2 separate regions of the Homo sapiens genome follow, and region 2 is linked to region 1. The links are chromatin loops, found by intact Hi-C in ENCODE. Cell type or tissue: PC-3. All regions are shown on one strand.

What was found. A loop is a pair of places that touch in the nucleus more often than their neighbours do. Peaks named below come from ENCODE experiments on the same cell type or tissue, not always from the same donor. Only the 100,000 strongest peaks of a DNase experiment are listed, where the experiment ranks them.
Region 2: it touches region 1 in a loop (2.3-fold over the local background); 4 of 110 quality-filtered maps call a loop at or near these places.

What each region holds. Positions count from the first base shown.
Region 1 is chr2:168,582,587-168,585,086 of GRCh38, reverse strand. The region is part of intron 3 of CERS6 (ceramide synthase 6); the gene reads right to left. MIR4774 (microRNA 4774) reads right to left here and starts at 2,144; the gene lies at 2,069-2,144. In PC-3, no CTCF peak of the experiment used is centred here; DNase peaks (open chromatin) are centred at 926 and 1,166; H3K4me3 peaks cover 1,382 bases; H3K27ac peaks cover 2,306 bases.
Region 2 is chr2:168,531,065-168,533,564 of GRCh38, reverse strand. All of the region lies in intron 1 of CERS6 (ceramide synthase 6), which reads right to left. Among named protein-coding and RNA genes, the nearest start is that of MIR4774, 51 kb to the left of the region's middle. In PC-3, no CTCF peak of the experiment used is centred here; no DNase peak of the experiment used is centred here.

The DNA.
Region 1 (2,500 bases):
CTTCAACTGGAAGAATCAACCACCTGTTATAGCTCAGCAAATATGGAGTTGGCATTTCTTTTTGTTAAATCCTTAAGACAGGAGATGAAATCCTGCTAACTCTTTCTGCCATCTCTTTCAATGAGAGCTCAAAAATTGACAATGAGTGCAGCCATAAATCCAGAGATAATATTCACTTACATATTTTCTACTTCCTCCAACCATTTCACAGGAAACTAATCCAAGCCTTGCTCTTAACTACTTTGTGTCATAAAACAAAAAACAAACAAAAAACCCCACAATTTCTTGCAGCCATTTTTGTTTGTTGATGTCTAGAGTTAAAAAAGGAATTTGCCCCAAATTCTCCATATCAAGTTGCCAATGAGTACCTCTCAATTTCAGTGAAAGGATGCCTTGAAGTATGTGAATAGATTTTAATTCAAATAGTGTTATCAAACTCCAAGTAATTGGTGCCCCACTATTATCTGTTTTGACAGAGTCGTTGGGATAAACTGATGTTAGGGAAAAGGTCTACAGTGAAACAGGGAAATTGTGTAAAAATAAATTAGGGAATGTGTGGCCAAATTTAGTCTCAGTGAGACCCACAGAAGCTGTGTGTATGTGCACATACAGTTTGGTCATGGCTTACTAATCATGACAGCATTATGTCTGTCTTTCTCTCTCTCACACATATTACACAAACAGATTCCACTGTGAAGTTTTTCTATGTAGATAGATATTACTGAAAAACCAACAGCAAAAGGTTTGTTAATTTCCACAGAGGGGTATCACGCAAACAGCAAAAACATGGGAATTGAGAAACCTAAAAAACATTTTTCTTTTAAAGATACAGTTTCACTGCAGCTCACTGGCAGTATTCATTATGTCTGTGACTCAGCTATAAAAAAGGAATGAGCAATACCTGCATCTTTGGAGAAAGTTAATCTTAAAAGCAGCTTTGATTACTTAGGAAATTACTTAGGAAGCATAGGCATTAGGGCCAGTCACACACAGATCCTGACTCTCACTACCTATCGTGGGTAAACTGCTTAACCTTTTGAAAATTAGGGTAAAATCATCTACCCAATGAGAGTGTTGGAAGGATTAAATAAGATGACTAAGGAAGCGATCTTGGTACATTCTAAGTATTCAGTACATGTCAGTACATGTCAGATGCTGTCATGATGGCAAAAGGCCAGGTCATGATGGCAAAAGGCCATTACAATAATCGCCAAACAGAGAATATTCACAAGGCCTCGAAAAGCAGCCAGCACAGAGTCAGCATTCATTTTATTGAATGATAGAATGAATTCCATATCCATGGATGACAAATAATGATACATCAGAGCAGGAAGGCAAATAAAATTACAGGAATAAATGGACCCTGTAGCCTTTCAACTAACTACAAACTCCAGACAACCTAGTCCTCTAAAGGTCCTGCTTCATGCTCATTATCTTCTTCTCATAGTTCAAACAACCCTGACAATATTAAGGGATGGCATTTTAAAATTATTCTCTAAAAGCCTAATGACTGGTTTGGTCTAAGACCCAGGGAGGCCACCCAAGAGGCCTGAGCTCATAGCATGTGGTTAAACTGCAATCTACTCCTCAAATTCGAAAGAGAAAGCAAATGAAAAAGAAGCAAGGAAAGCTAAAAAGATTCTGTAGTTGGCTGAAAAATGATCTATAGTTAGGCTTTGCCCCTATCCAAATCAGAGTGGGGCTGTTTCTTGAATGTCAGAACTGAAGTGTCTTCTTCTCTCACACTTTTCTTAGCTCATTTCCCAATCACTTTCTTGGTGGAGTCTCTCTTTGCCAAAAGGACATGCCCGTCAATCAACACACACTACTTATTTGTACCTGTCTCGACGCCCTCCCCATCACTATCTATTCCTACACCACACTGTCATTAGTGCATATTTCTAAGGTTCAAAATTTTACAAGATTCTTGTCCTATAAGAGCGATTTTCTGCTTAACACTACCAAATTGATCAGTCTGTGCTGTGTATATCAACCATTCCCTCAAGCCAGCCAAATTTGATTAAATGTACATTTGTCTATGCATTATTTTGTAACTGCAAGCCTTGCCTATGTTGTTTTCTGGCACATGTTAGGCAATTGTCTGTTTGTCAGTTATTACCTACTACATACCAGACAACAATATAGGCTAATCTATAGCTTTCATGTCTTTCAAAGGCCATGCCCATCAAGGCCCCTCTATACCATAACTGTACACTGTGGGTGCTTGGGAAGGATGGCTATTTCACTGGCTCACTATGAAATCACCAGCTATTTCACTAGCTCACTGTGAATCCAGGCACCTAAAGCTGTTGTATGTATGCAATTTCAGTAAACTGCAGCAGTCAAATTTGGGAATTGCACTGGACACAAGGTCAAACTGACCTTGTTTAACTTCACATCAATATTAAAATAATGCATCACGTAAAATAAAGGTGTATGAAAATTCTAGTTTTCAAAATCCTGACTGACCACATTTGAAACCTTATGTTTGCATAGCACG
Region 2 (2,500 bases), 52 kb after region 1:
CTCATCATACCGAATGGGCAAAAGCTGGAAGCATTCCCTTTGGGCACAAGACAAGGATGCCCTCTCTCACCACTCCTATTCAACATAATATGAGAAGTTCTGGCCATGGCAATTAGGCAAGAGAAAGAAATAAAAGGTATTCAAATAGGAAAAGAAGTCGTCAAACAATTCCAATCTATTCCAAACTATTCCAGTCTATTCCAAACTATTCCAAACTATTCCAATCTATTCCAAACTATTCCAATCTGTTCCAAACAATAGAAAAAGAGGGACTCCTCCCTAACTCATTTTATGAGGCCAGCATCATCCTGATACCAAAACCTGGCAGAGACACAACAAAAAAAGAAAATTTCAGGCCAATATCCCTGATGAACATTCATGCGAAAATCAATGCAAGATATACAACAAGTATAAAATGCAAGATACACAACAAGTATAATATTCCACTTGTGTAGGTACTTTTAAAATTTGTTATCAGGAAGAGTAGTGAGAAACTGTTAAAGGCAATAACCTTTTAGGGTTAAGACAATGTGTATTTCATACTTTTCTGTACTACTTTAAATTTGTGCTTATATACACTTTATATTTATTTTAAAGGTAAATAACTTAAATGCTTTCAATGAATATTTAGTAACATAAAAAAATGCTCAGAAATGAGAGAAAACAATGTCTATCTGGTCACTGTTTATTTACATATAAATTTCTGCCATATAAAAGAAACTGAAAATATATTAAAAGGTTACCGGTATTTGTTGCCAAACAATGGGATTATGGCTTACTTTATATTCTTTAAAAAATGTTTTTCTGTATTTTTCAACATCTTAAAATGAGAGTTCAAATTTTTAATGCCAAAAATTAAAAGTAAGTATTGTTAAAAATAGAGATGAACAAGATGGTCTCTATCCCAGGTAAGACTCAAAACCTCAATGATACAAAAATCTAACATGGAAAGCCCTGAGACAGCTACAATTTAGCTAACTCCACGGGGCTCTTCTAGCAAAGGGCTACACTGTGACTGAGACAAAGGAGAAAACAAATGGAATAAAAATAAAAGGCCATTTTTAGTACCTGTACAGATAGAAAAAAAAGGATGGCATTCAAGGCAATGAGAACACCAAAAGACATGAAACTATGCAACTAGATGAAATTACTCCAAAAAAAGTGTTATCAACACTAAATAAATATAGTTAAGAGAATCTCTGATGCCACCAGAAAAGAAATTGCTTCTTCCTGGGCCTGGAGACACCACAGAACTTCTCTATTTTCTCATCTACATAACGAAAATCATAATTACACTCTGTTTCATGTTGGGATTTTCTAAATCACTGGCACCTTGGGAGCAACTGGAATGGGACAGAGATAGGGGAGGATGGCATGCAGAGTAGTGTGCAGTAAGAAGACAATTTTCTTCTTAGGAAAAATATGAATTGTTCTCTAGTAGCATCATATAGTAGAAAGAACAATTCCTCTGGTGCAAACTCATATCCCAGGTGCACCTACTCTGAGCCTAGATTGTTGGAAAGCAGTTTAATATTTCTGAACCCTAGTTACTATGCTTACAAAATGAAGACAATAAAATCTACCTGGCAAATTTTGTCTGAGCACCTCTCACAATGGAGCCCAAATTTGGAAAATATTCAGCAAGTGCTGGTTCTCCTTAAATTTTCATGACAAGAAACATACTTTTCACACATCAGAAGGTGCCCTCGTCTGTGGTGGTCACTGACCTTTTTTTTTTTTTTTTGAGACAGAGTCTCGCTCTGTTGCCCAGGCTGGAGTGCAGTGGAGCGATCCTGCCTCACTGCAACCTCCACCTCTCAGGTTCAAGCAACTCTCCTGCCTTAGCCTCCCGAGTAACTGGAAGTATAGGCACCTGCCACCACGCCTGGCTAATTTTGTATTTTTAGTAGAGACGGGGTTTCACCATGTTGGTCATGCTGGTCTCAAACTCCTGAGCTCAGGTGATCCACCCGCCTTGGCCTCCCAAAGTGCTGGGATTACAGACGTGAGCCACCGCACCCGGACAGTCAGTGACTTTTAATGGGAAACATGTTATGGGAAGAGCATAAGATGCACAGATTTGTGAAAGAGCCAGAAAACTTCCAGCTTACTATGTCATTTGGTCCAACTGCCTTTCTCCAAGCCAGATTTTTCTCTAGAGAGAGCATTCAAAAACTTCCTTTAGGCATGAAATCTCCCTGTATGTTTCTTTGCAATTTCCTGTGAATCTATAATTATTTCAAAATAAAAAGTTGTTTTTTAATCTTCCCTAAGTGTCCTATTTTAGTTTTTCATCATACTCAAAATGTTCTTCCTGTGTCATTCCTTCTTGCTGAAATGTAAACCCATTTCCTCTTTTCTCAGTCCTCTAGAGAGATGGTGCAGTCTATAACCTCCTCAAATATTTCAAAACACAGATTAAGTCATCTTGCATTCTTCTCTCTTCCAGAATAAACAGCCTGAATCCTATAAACCTTTCCTCATCCATCTTTTTCTTTTC